Regions from separate parts of the Homo sapiens genome. Here regions 2, 3, 4, 5 and 6 are each linked to region 1. A link is a contact called in ENCODE Hi-C or POLR2A ChIA-PET data. All regions are on one chromosome and are shown on one strand. Each heading gives the region's core, a stretch centred on a gene start or an enhancer-like site at or near the end of the contact. The rest is flanking DNA. Distances are from core to core; before and after follow the strand shown. Region 1 holds the start of HSPH1 (heat shock protein family H (Hsp110) member 1). Region 2 holds the start of SPART-AS1 (SPART antisense RNA 1). Region 3 holds the start of ALG5 (ALG5 dolichyl-phosphate beta-glucosyltransferase). Region 4 holds the start of SUPT20H (SPT20 homolog, SAGA complex component). Region 5 holds the start of RFXAP (regulatory factor X associated protein). Region 6 holds the start of SPATA13-AS1 (SPATA13 antisense RNA 1).

Region 1 (2,700 bases), core at 52-2,551:
GCTTTTTAAAATGTTGCCCTTTGCCCACCCTATGCTCCTATAGAATATTTAGTTCAGTGACGACATCCATCCTCTTTTGGCGTCCTAGCACAAAAGTATGCAATTTTTATTCTCTTTTAAATAAACTGTGCAAAATTAATTTTAAAAATACGGTTTACAATTCCTCATGAATGGCAAAGAGCAAAAAAAAAGACGTTTACATCTTTCGACAATGATCCCGGGCATTAAGGCCAACAATGTTAGCAACGAAGAGACTGGGTAAAAAGAGGTGGGCTAATCTTTCATAGGACTGCTTCCGTGGTCGCTAACAACAATCCGCCTGCTCACTGGACAAGCAGCGACACAAGCTCTGGAAGCTTCCAGTTCATTTCGAGATTCACAATGCGGAAGAAAAAGGCCGGCAGCCCCGCTCCGCGGTGCGCAAAGATATGCGCGAAGGGAGGAGGACAAGCTGGAGGCGGCTCAGCCAGCTCAGAGAGGCCGGGTGGGGATACGGGGGCGGCCGCGGAAGGCGCAGGCTGCAGCCTGCCAAGAAAAGGGAGCGAAGTTGCGGGCTTTGCCGCAGCCCGACCCCCAGTAGGTTTTGAAAACCCCCAATAGGAAGCCCGCACAAGGTGACGACCCTTAGAGTCTCGACTCTGGGACTCCTCTCACCCCCGTGAATCCCTGAGACAATCCCTTCTCCAATTTGTGATGGCAAGCCCCCCATCCCTCCTCTGGCCGGGTCGCTGGTCCCTAGTTCCACGGAGGGGTGCGCCGCTGCCCAAACGCCTCCGTTTGCCGCGGTGATCCGTACAGCCAGCCCGCGATCTTGGGTCCCCACACTAAGGGCCCAGAACCTCCTCCCATCCACCCTCGCAGACTCCCACTTACGGGGTGCACCGGTCGCTGAACTCATTGGCGATGGTCTCGATGCCCCCGGCCCGGGCTACCGCGATGTAGCAGCTCTGCGAGCCCACGTCCAACCCCACCACCGACATGGCCGGCTCGCGGTCCGCCTCCGCCTCGGGTCTCGGTCTGCGTCCTCCGGCCCCCTGCCTGCTTCTCCTGCCGCCGCTTTCTGCCCTGGCCGCGTTCTGCTCCGGCCCGCGGGGTCTGGCCGTTCCTCTGACACTCAGAAGGACACACAGACAGCCGCGGCCTGTCAGGAGCCTCCTACTCCCCCGGGGACAGCGGCGGCTGGCTGATAAGAAACCCTGGGAGAAAGCGGGGCTCAGCCTCCGCAGGTCGCTCCGCACCTCGGGTTGCCTGCCTCACTCTGCCGCGGCTCGCACACCGGCGCCGGCGCTGAACTACCGACCCAAAAGGGGAGGTCCCACTTCCTCAGCCTTATGTATCGCACTGATCAGAACTTTCCAGAATCTGCGGCATTTACTCACCGGCGCCTCCACCGGCCCCTCCACGTGCCACTTCCGCTTCCTTCTTCTCGAGCCTTCTGGAAAGATTCTACCCAATGGGCAGCCGGTCCCCGGAGAACGGCCGCCGTTGCCATGGCAGCGACAGGGCCGCTCCCGTGCCATTGGCTCAAACCTGCCTCCGCCCACTCCCGCCCTAGCCACAGGCGTTTTGCTGCCCTAATAAAACAGGCAACGAAGAATGACTCCAAAACTCGGAATAGTCACAATTTACTACCGGGAGGTGGTGTCCGATCCTTAACGCTAAAGGGAGGCTGGGCGGGCGGAGACAGACCCCATTTTTGCAGAGACCCCAGACACCGGGATGGTGGGGAGGCCGGCCAGCTGTCCGGAGAGCATGTTGGGAATCGTAGTCCCGCTGGGAGAAGTGTGCGCCTTGCATGCTGGGATGTGTAGTCCTGGCCGCAGTGCTTGCTGGGACCCGGCTTTGTCTTCTGGGACTCGCGAGAGAGGCTGGGTAGGGTTTTGTCTGGCGCTTTTGCGCGGGTTCCCTGGCAATAAGCGTCATTTTGTTCGTTTGTTTTGTATTCACTTCTATTATTGTCTGGATTACCCCGACAACTGGTGCGTTACGACTTAGGAGAAGGAACACCAGTTCAAACCGCTTATAATAAAAGCAAAGGGGTTGTGTTAAGTGTTCTTGTATTCATCAGGCAGCAGGATGATCTCTTGTGGAGTAAAATGTCAGGTGTTTTTTTTTTTAAGAAATCGATTTTTAGTTGTGACGTCATTTGGCAGGCTGTCCACGGTATCACTTTCTGCTTATTTTTAAAAGGTCTGATTTAAGCCGACGCTGTTCTACCCTGCCACTCCTAGCCATAAATTGGTACTGTGTGTAAGTTTTGCTTTTTGTTTGATCTGAAGCAGCTTTTGTTTCTTTCCCTCAGAAGCGATGTCCCCGTTAACTTTTGTTCAGTAAAGAGACAGTGTAAGAAAAGGTGGAACTGTGTTGCTGATAACTTATCAGGTCTTTTATACCCTTTTGTGTCTTTTTAAGTTTGCTTCTGATCCCTGAGTTTACCTTATGTCAGGCATGTGGAAGTATAAGCACAGTTCAAATATGTTATTGGATAAGCGTGTAATTGAATAAGGAGTTGTAACCTAAAGTTAGAAAAATCTAACTCATAAAGAGTATGGGAATTCCTCCTTGTCTATCAAAACAAGTTGGTTAAGTCAGAGGCAAGACGAAAGGCCCAGGTTTACATTACATGTAAATTGTATGTGCTTTTGCTAGTTTTCCTGCCACTTAGGTGGCTTACTTAACATGCTTCAGTTAACTCACCTT
Region 2 (2,700 bases), core at 172-2,671, 5.2 Mb after region 1:
GCAATTTAGTTCGATTCCATAAACACTGAAAGAAGTAACACTCTCACTTAACAGTCAACATTACAAGCAGTCTTTAATAATACCGCATTTAACTCCTTAGAGCTAGCACAAGTTGATCTAATGCCTATTTGGCCCTTTACCAAAAAAGCGGAGGGGGCTTTGTCTAACACCTGTATACACCTCCCTCCGTAGCATCCCGCTCATTCTAGCTTCTTAGGGAAACCATAGACAACGACGTTTCAGAGAGTGCCAGAGGTGAAGCCGACCCGAAACCACATTACAGAAAGGCTTCCTGTTTCAAACAGGTCCAATAAAGCCACCAAATTAAGTCTACGATTATAAAGAACTGCGAATCAGAAAATAATTCCATATAGGTGCAGTCTTCTATTACTTTTTTCCCCACTTTCGGAAATTTCAAAGAAAAATTGCTACATTCTTAAATATGAGGCCATTATTTCAAAGGCTGTAACAACCTGGAACGCAAATTCGTTAAATTATGATACAATAAGGCCAACCTCGAGGATCCTCGGTGGACTACTAGCGCACTTCCTTACAATTAGAAAGTGAAAAACTGGGTCAGCCCTAGAGTCACGCAATAATGCTGCGTCACGAAACTGCGCATTCCAAGAGAAACTTTTCTCAGGCCCAGAATTAAGTCGGAGGGATCCGCCGCGCAGCTCAATCCCTAGGAAGCATGAAAGAATGTATTGTAAAGAGTAAAATCACGCGCAATCCATCCCAATATAACCGCAGTTGTTCGTGGGCCTTCTTGCAGAGAAAGGCTGCCCAACCTTGACGGGGCCATGGGCGCTGCGGGAGGGCAAAAGACCACAGAGATCTGCGAAGCCAAAGTAAACAACGGGGTTGGGGCGGCGAGAATGATCAATAGCGATGCTCCGAAAGGACTCCGCGATAGGAATCGAGCGGGAAGGATTCCCTCCATCCTAACAGTCCATGGGTTAAGAGGCCGAAGCTTCCCTAAATACCACACTCCCGCGAGAGAAGGGACTGAGAACAACTTCTCAAACTATTCTCTCTCGAAATCGCTCCCTTCCTCGAAAATTCCATCTCTGAGACTCGGATGAGGTCCCCACCCCCTCCACCCTTGTCCCGTGACCGTCGCCCGCTCAGCCTCCCAGCCGAGTCCGCGGGGCCTGGGGCGCCCACCCCGCCCACCCAAGGGACCGCGCAGGGGTGAACTCCCCCGCGCCCCACCTGCGCCTTCCAGACCTCGGGCGCCCCGGCGTTGCCTCGAGAGCTCCCTGCGCGGCCGCCGCGGCACGGACCAGCTCCCACTCCCTTACACTGGGCGCCGCTGCGCTCGCCGGGGGCCGGTCCCGAGGTTCCCAAGGCCTCGCGCGCGCGCTTGCCGTGGCAACCAAGACGTTCCACGACGCGCGCTCTCGAACGCTTCGCGTCACGCGGCCGCGCGGCCCCGCCCGTCGGCCTCGCTCCCGCCACAGAGCCCGCAGCACGCCGCCGCCGCAGCCTAGGTCACGTGAGTACCCACGCGCGCGTCTTGCCAGCGGATTCATCACCGGCCTGCTCAGACTAGGTTCTGCCCACTCTGACCTTCTAAATGGTACGTGGGAGGACGTCCGTCCCCTTCGGACCCAAGAGTCACCGTAACACTCTAGAAGGGGAGAAAAGGAGCGAGGGCGGCAGGCGACAGAGAACCTCGCGAGTCAGCGGCCCCGCGCAGACCCCCCCAGGCACGGTCCCCTGCGGCCACGTCGGCTGCTCGGCGCCTGCGCAATCTCTTTCTCTCCAGCGAAACCGAGGCCTCCGGAGAGCCTAGTAGAGAGTGTGGGCAGTGAGCGCTTGTAGCCGCTAGAGGGAGCGCTGGGCACAGTGCACGAGAGACAATAAAGGCTGATTATCCCCTCAATGTCTCTGCAGCCTGAGCTTTGTGACTTCTGTATCCAGAGCACAGTTAATTTCCAAAAGCCCGCCTGCACCACGTGTTTTAAGTCTTGGTGTGTGTGTAAAGTCTATATCACTATCATAAAACTGTTAGTTCCTGATTCCGGGATACAAAGAGTAAAATCAAGATGAACATACTTTACCCTTCTTGACAAGTGTTTTTAAATTAGTAAAATATTGTAGATGACAGACTCTTCAATAGGGCTGCCTTAGGGAAAAAAAAACAGAAAAAAGAAAAAGCAGTATGTACTTGCCCGGAGCATTTAGAACCAGTTTTGTTGTTGTTGTGTTTTTGTTTTGTTTTGAGACAGAGTCTTACTATGTTGCCCAGGCTGGAGTGCAGTGGCATGATCTCGGCTCACTGCAACCTCTGCTTCCCAGGTTCAAGCGACTCTCATGCCTCAGCCTCCAGAGAAGCTGGAATTACAGCTGTGCACCACCACTCCCGTCTAATTTTTGTATTTTTAGTAGAGACGGGGTTTCACCATATTGGCCAAGCTGGTCTTGAAAGCTTGACCTCAAGTTAGCCAGGCTGGTCTCGAATTCCTGACCTCAAGCGATCCACCTGCCTCAGTTTCCCAAAGTGCTGGGATTACAGGCGTGAGTCACCGCGCCTGGCCTTAGGACCAGTTAAGTGACTCCCTCAAATCTCAGAAAGGTAGCAGTCAGTCATCCCAAAAAGCAAAACCTATTAGGAATATATTAATACAGTGGTTTCAAAATGATTTTGCTCTTATACCCCCAAAGGAGTCCCCAAAGACTATGACTGTATTCTCA
Region 3 (2,700 bases), core at 185-2,684, 5.8 Mb after region 1:
CTAGTTGTGCAACATTTGAGTACACGAGCTCATTTCTCCAACATGTTTCCTCACCAGTAAAATAATGCTAATGATAACATATATGTCACAGTGTTAAAGATTTAATAACTCCTATTAAACCAAGTGCAACACAACATATAGTAAGTACTACAATCAATAAATGGTAGCTCTTATCACTTCAAGCTAGTGGGAACAAATACCGTCAGTACAATCCCATAAAATCTGTGCAAAAGACCCAAAGTAAGGCAGCTTCAATCTAAGAATGTGTGAATCCACTCCCCGCCCGCACCCCGCCAAAAATCAATCAATCAATCAATCAATCCTGGTTTGCTCAAAAACTTGAAAAAACAAAAAAGCCCTAAACCCTGAAATCTCTACTAGTTAGGGCAAGAGAGGACTCCTCTCTCACCCAGATACTATCAACAAAGAAGTAAGGATGCATTACATTTTATCTAAACTGTAAATTTATACAACCTCTGGAAAGATGGCAGAGTGGCCTTCCTGGCAGTGCTGTCTAGGTGGCTAATCTGAATGTCAAGGAAGCTGAAATCCTCTCCACTTACTAACTAGAGGGCAGGCTCATTCCAAGGTGTGCGGGAGAGAGTTCGCCAATTTTCTACCACTTAACAATCAGCAAGTGTTTACAATGTTTTTGTGTTTCGAGAGCAAGGGCAAAGACAATCGAGTTTGCATTCTATCGTCCTGCCTTGTTTAGGGGCAGTATATTTAGGGTGCTTAATTCTGGGACACAATGCGACCCCGGACAAGGCGCCTGAGGCCTGTCTCTCTCGCTCACCCTGCGTCCCTAGTGGGTCTCATCGATCCACGCATTTATTCCCATTTGTAACAGATGGCTGCCGTCAAGGCTCCGTCACCCCTATTTGCTTAACCACATCAGCCAAGGGAGCAGGCTAGGGAGCACACCCCTTCTGGGGGCTCGAGACCTCCCTGGGTGGAGCAGAACTGCAGCGGCTGCAGGTCCCGGAGAGTCTGGGAGAGGTCGAGGTTGACAGAGGAGGTGGGTAGGGGGCGCGGGCGCCAGGGGCGATGGAAGCGGCGATGATGCCAGGCCGGGTGGGTGCGCTCCAGTGTGAAAAAACTTACAAGTCTCTGAGCACACAAAGAGATAAGATTCCAAGGGAAAATTAAAGAACCGAAGAAAAGGAGAGTGAAACTCCAGGAAACTCCGAGGTCAGGAATTTGGGGGAATCTAGGGGAAAAGGGACTTCTCCGAGAACTGGTAGCGCGGAGGAGGGGACGCCTGAGGAGCCGCAGTCTCCAGGAGAGCGGTAAGCCCCGGCCTGCGCGGGTTCCCATCCCTGTTCTCACCAGTACGAGGGCTGCGGCCGCCAGCGCCGCGCCGAGCACCGCCAGCTGCAACAGAAGCGGAGCCATTCTCCATGCCGTGGCAGCCCGCCCAATCCCGCACCTCCACACAGGCGGAAGCGCGCCCGCGCGACCCGGCCCCGCCGCCAGAGAGGTCGCGCCCGCTGGCCGCAGCGCCCCCGCGTGGCGAGGCGGAGAAAACGCCGCTCTCGTGCCCTCGGCGCCCAGTCGGTGGAGAGGAGCGCTAGGTTCCACAGCGGGGCGCCAGGTTTATCAAGTATGCAAGACGTCTACTTAATTTGAATTTCAGATTAAAAAACTAATCATGTTTTTAACAGCCTTATTAAGATAGCCACATACCATACGACTCATCCAGTTACAGGTTTCTGGTTTATTACATTAGTTTTTATAAACTGTGGTAAAATAAAAAGTTGCCATTTTAATCATTTTAAGTTTACAATAGTGAGTGGCATTAATTACATACATACTGTGCAACCATCACCACTATCTATCTGTAAAGCCTTCCCAGCTCCCTCCAGGTTCTGGCAACAACTAATTGCATGCTCTATTTGGGGCATACTCATGCTTTAAAAAAAAAAAAACCCACAAAAAAACAAAAACAAAAAACAAAAAAACCACGCTGTGTTTATCAGACATTCAAATTTAACGTGGTATCCTGTATTTTATCTGGTAACCCCACCTAGGAGGGAGATGGCAGCCTTGAGCACGACACAGTCTACAACACAAGGTGATGCTTAGGAGCCCTCAGCTCCGGGACCTGCAGAGCAGAACGTGGTGCGGACAATGAGCGCACAGAAAGTTCAGGTTTCTCGGCCGAGCGCCGTGGCTCACGCCTGTAATCCCAGCACTTTGGGAGGACGAGGCGGGCGGATCACAAGGTCAGGAGATCGAGACCATCCTGGCTAACACGGTGAAACCCCGTCTGTACTAAAAATACAAAAAATTAGCGGGGCGCGGTGGCGGGCGTCTGTAGTTCCAGCTACTCGGGAGGCTGAGGCAGGAGAATGGCGTGAACCCGGGAGGCGGAGCTTGCAGTGAGCCGAGATCGCGCCACTGCACTCCAGCCTGGACGACAGAGCGAGACTCTGTCTCAAAAAAAAAAAAAAAAAAAGTTCAGGTTTCTCATGTGTTGGAGCACGGAGCCCTTGACCAGTGAAGAGGCAAGGCCAGGGCTGAGCCTAAGTCACAGGCAGAAAAAAGACGCAGAAACATTGGAATAACGCTCCACACGCACTGCTTGATTCTGCGCTAGAAACCCTGTTATCTCCGAACTGTTGGTGTTATTCTGAGTCACAGCACCAGCTCTTTTATAAAGAGGGAGACCCGCTCCTTCTTTAACAGCAGATTCGTCAA
Region 4 (2,700 bases), core at 162-2,661, 5.9 Mb after region 1:
AATGGACTAACCTCCTAATACAACACAAACACAAGCACCATACAACTGTAAATGATTTACGATCATTTACAATGAGTAAGATATTACTCCTACCCTTGAAAAGCTCGTAGGAGGTTTAAGTTGAATTTAGGTGAACGTGAAAATTTTCTGACCACTGAATTTGAAGATGAAGATACACTATGTACTTTTCGGACAAAATGTGATGACTTTAAGATTTCTTGTCACTAAATTGGGGATGGGGGCTTACTAACTTTAAATTATTTAAGTACTTCAGACAAAAACTAATAACTTCATATCTCTCACAAAGCAAACATTCTGTCTATACACAGAATTTACTAGAACCTGTGAGGAAACTGTAATCATTATCATTTCCGTTTTACAGAATAAGGCAATCAGAACAACTGACTTTCCTAACATCACAGACCTAGATCAGAATTCAGAACTCTGTGTCCAATCTTAGGTCCCTTCCAATATTACAACCTGCAAACTAATCAAACCGGCATCTGTTTTTACATTTCTTTAAAAAAAGCAAAGCAATTAAAAAAAGGACCCAATTCTGCTCAGAGACGAATATGTATTTCTTAATTTGGATCTAACTTTATAACATGGTGATCAACCCAAGTACACTGTACTCGACTCCGAAAATCCTGCTCGTCACTTTATATTTTGAGTCCTACTAGAGACTTTGATGAATTGCACTCAAGAAGACGCGGCCCCCACTACGCAGTGGCTACGGGAGATGGCTTCCAGGGCAACTGTTCTCCAAGTTCATTTCTGAGCGCCGGGTAACCATGGCCAGTAATTAATCCAATTCTAAGCGTTGCTATCAATTCTACGCGTTGCTATCAATTCTACTGATTTCCCTGATCGACCAGAGTCTTCCCATTGCAGGAGCTTTTGTCACAACTTAGGCTTTACCTGTACAACCGTCATCTCCACAGAGGAGCGACAAGCCTTTATGCAATATGGACACCAAGAAAACCGCCTTCGAAGACACGCAAGGCAAAATTCTTGCCAGTGTCCGGAAATACCCGTCTCTGGAACCCAAAAGTCAAACTAAAATTAAAAGTTCGGCTTAGCAACACCGCGAAAGGCGATGTAGGCGTCCACCTGGAGTTTAGCTGCCTCAACCTCCGCCCCGGCCTGCCGGGTCTCTGGGGACCCCGTCTTCCTCCAGCGGGCTCTGGGATGCGGCCCGCTCACCTCTGACCCTGGCCGGATCTCGCGCGTCTAAGCCACCGCGTTGCCAGTCGCTGGCCACCCACCTACCGCCACCGCCCACCTGTGCGGGTCGCCTCGCCGCTAGGCCCCAAGACGGCGCCGCCTGCTCGGCAGCAAAGCCCACCCGCCCCGTCGGCGGCTCAGTGCTGCACCCCCACCAACAGCCAGTTCCGGCGGCCGCACTTCCGATTGGCAGGCTGGGCCGAGGGGCGGGGAAGGCGGGCGGAAGGGGAGGAGCCGGGAGGGCGGGGCCGCTGCCAGGAGCCTGGAGCGCTGCGTTCCGCGCAGGACGCCGGTGAGGCCCGCAGAGACTTGCGTCCGGGCGGGAGGCGGGGCCCAGGATCTCTGCTCAATCCTGGAGTCCGAGTCCGCAAAGTGGGAGGGAGGGTGTAGATGTGAATTTGGGGAAAAACGACCCTGTTGAATTTCTAGAGTGGAAGAAACATAGAACTAGCTTTTCTCTTTGCTTAGCACATACAAATGGAAAAACAGCGACACCGTTACCTACATTTACTAGTCCAATGCGTACAACCTTCTGTAGTATATCAACTGCCAATGAGTTTATGTTTTTAAAAAAACCACCCCAGAGAAGGGTTCTAAAAATTCAGAAACCGCATTACTAGCACACATTGTAAGGTCTGTTTTGTTTTGTTTGTTCGTTTGTTTTTCAGACAGAGTCTCGCTCTGTCGCCCAGGCTGGAGTGGAGTGGAGAAATCTCAGCTAACTGCAACCTTTGCCTCCTGGGTTCAAGCGATTCTCCCTGCCTCAGTCTCCGGAGTAGCTGGGATTATAGGCGTGCACCACCACACCCGGCTAATTTTTGTATTTTTAGTAGAGACTGTTTCACTATGTTGGGCAGGCTGCTCTTGAACTCCTCATCTCAAGTGATCCACCCGCCTTGGCCTCCCAAAGTGCTGGGATTACAGGCGTGAGCCATCATGCACGGCCTGGGGTGAATCTTTTTAATGAGCATTTATTATTTGCCGTTCACAATGCCAAGGGTCATAATGAATGAAAGTGTCTTGGAATTAGAGTTAGTGGTTGCACACATTATAAGTGTATTAAAGTACACTCCAAAATAAAATCCGAACACATTAAGTGGTTACTCCCATTCCTCCCTCTCTCAGCCCCTGGCAAATGCCAATCAGCTTTCAAACTGTGGTACCTATTACGGATATTTCATATAAATGGAATGTGTGACCTTTTGGTCTGTCTTCGTAGCATAATCTTTTGCAGGTTCACCTTGTACACCTTGTTGCATGTATCGGTACTTCATGTCTCTTTATGGCTACTATTCCACTGTACCTAGATGCCACAGTTTTACCTGTCCATCCACTGATGGACATTTGGGTTGTTTCCACTTTCGGGCTATTGTGAATAGCAATGATATGAACATTTGTATACAAGTATTTGTTCGAGTCCCTGTTTTCAATTCTTTTGGGTATAAACATAGTGGAACTTCTGGGTCTTATAGTAAT
Region 5 (2,700 bases), core at 134-2,633, 5.7 Mb after region 1:
TAGCATTTGATCATTTCCCTGGTGTAAATACTCCAAAAGTGGCTGATTTCAAGCAATCAACATGACATACTGAAGGCAGAGTTGGGAAAATGTGCAGTAACACACCACTAAATAATATTTCCGCATACAGATACAATAGACATAAATAACCTTAAAAGCACAGATAATGATAAAACATAATAAAATAATTAGAAAATGAAGAGTTTTGAGATTTGTACCCTTTGTTTTTAATATAATCTTATTGTAAGTTTATGTAGTAAGACTTTTAATAATAGCAGTGTTTAATTTTTCTGCTAATTATATTCCTGAAATTTTAGCAACCAGTTACCATCAGTTGGCGCTAGCACACCACCGACTGCAGGCTTTACTGATGAGGAAACTGAGGCTCGGAGAGGCTGTCACGAACTTGCTGTAGTCACACAGGAAGTACTACCTAGGTTGCTCTAATTCCAAACCTTCTCCCTTCCATATGCCTCTCTTTAAAACATAACTGATCTACCTATATGTCAGCACCCAAACATCTTAGTGTGAATGGATTTATAGTTTGTTGAATAAAGTCATTGCTTTCCGGTAGGTGGGATGGGAAATCTGACTAGGCGAAAGAATAGGATGAAGGGAAAAAGAACATCTACTTAACAGTTCAGGATACGGCAGGATATTTTCTCTCCTGGGATTTGGGCAAGCCAAGATTTAACAACCAGCAATTGCCCAGCAACTGATAGAACTGGTAGAACATTCATTGTTTTTTTAAACGTTTGCCATTCAGTATTCCTTTTCACACATTTTCACTGTGTTAAACGAAAACGTTAAGACTTATCTCAGCAGCCACAGCAAAGAGCAAGTACTAACAATCAAGTGAGTTTCCAGGAGAAAAAAAACAAAGTTATCCCTCAATGCAAATACAACTCGGCCAAAGGTGTGGCCCATCCCTCTCCGCTCCACTATTTTCAAATAAGCCACCTCTGCCTTCATGGACTGCGAGCTAGTGACTCTAGGCTGTGACACCACTGCATCCCAGCTTCAAATCTCCCCTTGCAGGCAGTTTGTGGGGGAAATAATAAAATTAGCATCCTAACACTACAAGTCGTGAGACCGCTCAGGAACAATCCTAATTTGCATACTGGAACTCCTGTAGAAGATACTTTGAACCGCTTTAGATACAATAGGATCAGGTAAAACGGCGCTGCCTTGCCAGCCACTGCAGGTTTTCACCTGACACAGCCCCCAGACCCTGTCTACGAATCCCCCAGCTGGCCGAAGGGGCCGCGGCCGCACATGCGCAGTCAGTCCCGTTGGTTGTGCGCTCAGCCCCGCCCCCAGAGGCGCCGCGCTCCCTGACAGCCCGCGGGCGTACACACGCTGACGCGCAGGCTGCGGTCGCGCAGGCGCAGTCGGGGCGCCTTCCCGGTATAGGCGCCTTTTACCCCAGCGTGTCCTGAGTCTTTGGTTCGCGAAGTGCCGTTAGGCCAAGCAGGTGCTAAAAGCCCGGGGTCGTGGACCCCGGCCAGGTCTTAGCAGCATGGAGGCGCAGGGTGTAGCGGAGGGCGCGGGGCCGGGCGCCGCCAGCGGCGTGCCCCACCCCGCGGCCCTAGCCCCGGCTGCGGCTCCCACCTTGGCGCCAGCCTCGGTGGCGGCCGCGGCCTCTCAATTCACCCTGCTAGTGATGCAACCCTGTGCTGGGCAGGACGAGGCTGCGGCCCCCGGGGGCAGCGTTGGGGCGGGCAAGCCCGTTAGGTACCTGTGCGAAGGGGCCGGGGATGGCGAAGAGGAGGCTGGGGAGGACGAGGCGGACCTGTTAGACACTTCGGACCCTCCGGGGGGAGGCGAGAGCGCGGCTAGTTTGGAGGATCTAGAGGACGAGGAGACTCACTCGGGGGGCGAGGGCAGCAGCGGGGGCGCCCGGAGGCGGGGCAGCGGTGGGGGCAGCATGAGCAAGACCTGCACCTACGAAGGCTGCAGCGAGACCACGAGCCAGGTGGCCAAGCAGCGCAAACCGTGGATGTGCAAGAAACACCGCAACAAGATGTACAAGGACAAGTATAAAAAGAAGAAGAGCGACCAGGCCCTGAACTGCGGTGGGACTGCCTCGACTGGCAGCGCGGGAAACGTCAAACTCGAGGTATCAGACTTAGCTGAGGCCTGGGGATGGGAGGTGGAAGAAGAAACCCGATCTTAACGCAAACCGCATCTGCAGGGCCTGCCTCCCCACTTCCAAATGGGCCGGTTTGCAGTGACTGGGTTAGTGGTTGAGAATTAGAGTGTTTGCCCTAAATTAAAGTTTATACCAACATGTGCAAAGCAATAACAGTTCTGTTGAACTCATGATAGGTGCAGAAATTTCAGTAAAAATAATGTGACATCGGCAGAGCTGTCATAGATCTGGGATATGGCTGGAAGGACATAGAGTAAATGATCGGTCTGGTTCATCGCTAAAGGAGACTTAGGAACCTAGATGAAGTTGGTACTTCTGAGAAAGTCATCTCTTTCTGTTTTCACTACTCTATTCTCAGTATCCAGTTCTCAGTACCCAGTTCTCAGTACCTCTATTTGTAATACTCCTGTATTTAGTACTTTGTTTTTAGTGTCCTGTTCTGTTAACCCTCTTCCTAGTACCGTATTTTTAGTACTGCTATACTCAGTTGCCTGTCTGTAGTACCCCTGTACGTAGTACTCTTTTCTTACAACTCTGTTCCCAGTACC
Region 6 (2,700 bases), core at 58-2,557, 6.9 Mb before region 1:
TGTCCACCACCTGGTGGTACTGGAACAGGAAGAAGGGTGGGGTGTCTGTCTCCAGGGACCCTTGCCTTCTATATGTGAAGACAGGCCAAGTAAGTATTTAACAGAGCAGACAGTACTATAAAGAAAAATAAAACAGGATAGAGAGCATTCATTTCCAAAGAGTGTTATTCTAATGACACTCTAATGAACAGGATGCACCTGTTCCATGAACCCTCTCTCTCTTCCCTAGAAGGAGACACCCAGATCCTCATCAGTGGCAGCAGACACCTCCAAGTCTAGGACCTCTTAGGATAACTAGTCCTCCAGTTCCATGCAGTGCCTCTTCAGCGTTGATTAACTAGAGGCAGATTTAAGCAACACATCCCTACCAGAATGGCAAGGCAGGGAAAGGAAGGAAATAGAGAATTTGGGATGCTGTGGAGAATAAAACGTCATGCAAAGTTTACATTTCAGCATTTGAACAGATTCCATAAGTCAATATGTAGGATGCACCAAGGCACCAGTGACGGCCCTGCAGAAGATGACTTTGGGTAATGTGAGGAGTAGGAGCAGGTGGGGGAGATAGCCTCCTCTCCAAGGAGGTGACGCTGGGGACAGGTGAGTAGGAGGCAGTGAGGCAGAGATCCGAGGGAGGAGAAGTCCTAGCCGAAGGAGCACCAGAAGCCCAAAGACAGGCAGGAAACATGATGTGTCTGAGGTTCAGCAAGGAGGCCACAGTGACAGGAGCTCAGGGAGCAAGAGGCAGACGAGGATGTTGCAGGCTGGGAGGTGGGCTGAGGCTGGAAAGGGCTCTGCAGGTCATGAGGAGGCTGAGCTTGTTCTAAGTGTGGTGTGAAGCCATTGGCAGCAGGAGCATATTATGTTCCGGTTTATGCTTAGAGAGGGAGGGCAGTTTGTGGGGGGAAAGGAAGAGGAATGGAGATTGATTTGAAGGCGATTGCATTAGTCCATTTGAGAAATATGGTAGCAGTGACCACAAAAGCCATCCCCATTTTCCGTGGGTGCTCATTTTCCCAGTGGTACGAAGAGGCAAAAATGGCCAGCCTTGGTTCTGATTCACTGTGGCCAGGACTGTGAACTCTGGAGGAAGTACTTCTCCCTTGGGCACTAAATTCAGTTTCAACAGAGCAGAGTTCCTAGGTGGGAAGAAAACATTTTGCAAGTATATTATTAAGTAATCCTAAGAAGCCGCTTCTATGTTTACCCTTGGTTTCCGGCCCTGCATCTTCTGCTGTGGGCCAGCCTCTCCAAATTAGTCACTGCTTCAGAGCTTGCGTCCCATCCAGGGCAGTATGGCAACTTCTGGGTGTGTCTCCCAGCTGCCTCTGTAACTTCATTTTTATTTGGTTGTTATTGGGTGTGATGGGGTCATGTGCTTCCTTCTCTGTGACGTTCTGGGCCTGGATGGCGTGTGAGATGCTGCGACAGGATAGGGGCCTTCTAGAGGATCCACAGAGTGCAGGAAAACAAATCCAAGCCCAGCATAAGTGGCCCTTCCAGTAGGGACAAATCACCACCCCCTCTATTATGAAAAGGCCCCACTGCAATCAGCTTTCCGCAAGGGGCTGTCTGGTTCCTGCGGGGAACCGTATCATCAGCTTTGTTGAGGGGAAGGCCCAGACTTCCTGTGGTTTAGCCCAGGCTTGGCATCCATTTTTGCCACCATGGCCTTTTTCTTGCTTGCTTCTTTTTTTTTTTCCTTTTTATGAACCCACTGAGCAAGTATCAAGATGACTAGGAAGGAAGACTGGCATCTAGCTGCACATTGGGACAGCATGTCCACATGATGATTGATTAGCCTCTCTTGCAATAAGGATTCATGTAGGATGGACATCATCTCATGCTCTGCGGGTATTCTGAGGTAGCCAGTTATACTCCTTCCCCAAACCCATCCTCAGCCCATCTTGTTCTTTCCACATTCCTCCAGGCCATTCAGCCAGGCCATTAGCTCCTAACCAGGAGTGCGCACGAGCTAAATCCTTGCCTTGCCAAAGCCATCTCTCCTACTCAGAAAGGCTTGGGAAGAGTATTGCTTACATTTGCCGCCGGGAGTTTCCCTGTCCTGAGGACACAGTCACCAGGCTGATGGTAGGAGTTCTCTTTGAGAAGCTAGGAAGAAGACTTGTAGTAGGATGCCTACCCTGAGGCTCCCTGGCTCTGCTCCATCAAGAGGCCTGAGTCTGGGAGTTGAGTGAGGGCCCTCCCTTGTCTTCTCTGTCATGGTGGCTCAGGTCGGGCTCTGCTTGCCAGCCCTGGAGAGTTCCTCCTACACAATGTTGTGGTACCTTTGTGGAATCACTCATCTGTTTTGTTCCTGGGGACCCCGAGATCAGTTAACAGCACAACCAGAGATTTCACAGGTCAAACCATTCAGATGACCAAGCTGGCCCTGCTGTGTGGTATAGTAACTATGCCCACCTTTTTCCCATGACAGATGTCCCACCCCCATGGAGGACCAGGTTTGCATTGCAGTGGAACCATCTCTCAGCAGCATCTCTGGCCTAGAGAGATTAGCAGTACATTAATTATAAAAGCTGCTGTCACATGGGAGATGCAGCCCAAGGGGTGGTGAGACTCACATGATAGACCATCTCTAGCATTTCCATCCCAGTCCTGGAACTCCTTCCTTTCTATGCACTGAGGGTTTTAGGTTTATATACCAACGAAGTGCTAGAATGGCATCCAGCTCAGTAAGCCCAC

Evidence for each region. Hi-C counts contacts between places; a loop is a spot of excess contacts on that map. ChIA-PET counts read pairs that join two places held with the same protein, here RNA polymerase II (POLR2A). Pooled maps may share reads with other maps.
Region 2: a map of natural killer cell shows a loop between it and region 1 (10-fold over the local background). The contact joins the promoter of SPART-AS1 here to the promoter of HSPH1 in region 1. A Hi-C loop is called at or near these places in 3 of 168 maps with a recorded cell type or tissue (heart right ventricle, naive thymus-derived CD4-positive, alpha-beta T cell and natural killer cell) and 9 of 50 pooled maps.
Region 3: a map of B cell shows a loop between it and region 1 (14-fold over the local background). The contact joins the promoter of ALG5 here to the promoter of HSPH1 in region 1. A Hi-C loop is called at or near these places in 4 of 168 maps with a recorded cell type or tissue (B cell, CD4-positive, alpha-beta T cell, CD4-positive, alpha-beta memory T cell and 1 more), 2 of 37 single-sample maps with no recorded cell type and 12 of 50 pooled maps. POLR2A ChIA-PET finds 5 or more read pairs at or near these places in 1 of 52 experiments (CD4-positive, alpha-beta T cell).
Region 4: a map of natural killer cell shows a loop between it and region 1 (26-fold over the local background). The contact joins the promoter of SUPT20H here to the promoter of HSPH1 in region 1. A Hi-C loop is called at or near these places in 2 of 168 maps with a recorded cell type or tissue (CD8-positive, alpha-beta T cell and natural killer cell), 1 of 37 single-sample maps with no recorded cell type and 10 of 50 pooled maps.
Region 5: a loop to region 1 is called in a pooled map, with 19 times the contacts of the local background. The contact joins the promoter of RFXAP here to the promoter of HSPH1 in region 1. A Hi-C loop is called at or near these places in 2 of 37 single-sample maps with no recorded cell type and 10 of 50 pooled maps. POLR2A ChIA-PET finds 5 or more read pairs at or near these places in 1 of 52 experiments (HEK293T).
Region 6: a loop to region 1 is called in a map of CD4-positive, alpha-beta T cell, with 17 times the contacts of the local background. The contact joins the promoter of SPATA13-AS1 here to the promoter of HSPH1 in region 1. A Hi-C loop is called at or near these places in 2 of 168 maps with a recorded cell type or tissue (CD4-positive, alpha-beta T cell and naive thymus-derived CD4-positive, alpha-beta T cell) and 5 of 50 pooled maps.

Annotation. Positions count from the first base shown.
Region 1 is chr13:31,160,603-31,163,302 of GRCh38, forward strand. It overlaps HSPH1 (heat shock protein family H (Hsp110) member 1), which reads right to left and starts at 1,302. Exons shown (of 18, transcript NM_006644.4): 1 at 874-1,302. The coding sequence starts at 980. It overlaps LOC105370148 (a long non-coding RNA gene), which reads left to right and starts at 2,058. Exons shown (of 3, transcript XR_941825.3): 1 at 2,058-2,700. RefSeq lists enhancers at 396-941, 942-1,487, 1,099-1,178, 1,309-1,428, 1,659-1,928.
Region 2 is chr13:36,345,010-36,347,709 of GRCh38, forward strand. It overlaps SPART-AS1 (SPART antisense RNA 1), which reads left to right and starts at 1,422. Exons shown (of 5, transcript NR_045181.1): 1 at 1,422-1,498. SPART (spartin) reads right to left here and starts at 1,385. Exons shown (of 9, transcript NM_015087.5): 1 at 1,216-1,385. RefSeq lists a silencer at 1,234-1,283.
Region 3 is chr13:36,997,906-37,000,605 of GRCh38, forward strand. ALG5 (ALG5 dolichyl-phosphate beta-glucosyltransferase) reads right to left here and starts at 1,435. Exons shown (of 10, transcript NM_013338.5): 1 at 1,330-1,435. The coding sequence starts at 1,395. RefSeq lists a silencer at 1,351-1,650 and enhancers at 2,111-2,160, 2,621-2,700.
Region 4 is chr13:37,058,277-37,060,976 of GRCh38, forward strand. SUPT20H (SPT20 homolog, SAGA complex component) reads right to left here and starts at 1,412. Exons shown (of 26, transcript NM_001014286.3): 1 at 1,283-1,412. RefSeq lists a silencer at 1,324-1,583.
Region 5 is chr13:36,817,839-36,820,538 of GRCh38, forward strand. It overlaps RFXAP (regulatory factor X associated protein), which reads left to right and starts at 1,384. Exons shown (of 3, transcript NM_000538.4): 1 at 1,384-2,119. The coding sequence starts at 1,520. LOC124903158 (a long non-coding RNA gene) reads right to left here and starts at 1,233. Exons shown (of 2, transcript XR_007063760.1): 1 at 329-1,233. RefSeq lists a silencer at 1,302-1,671 and enhancers at 1,902-1,951, 1,962-2,191.
Region 6 is chr13:24,253,132-24,255,831 of GRCh38, forward strand. It overlaps SPATA13-AS1 (SPATA13 antisense RNA 1), which reads right to left and starts at 1,308. Exons shown (of 3, transcript NR_046531.1): 1 at 1,205-1,308; 2 at 1-68. All of the region lies in intron 4 of SPATA13 (spermatogenesis associated 13), which reads left to right.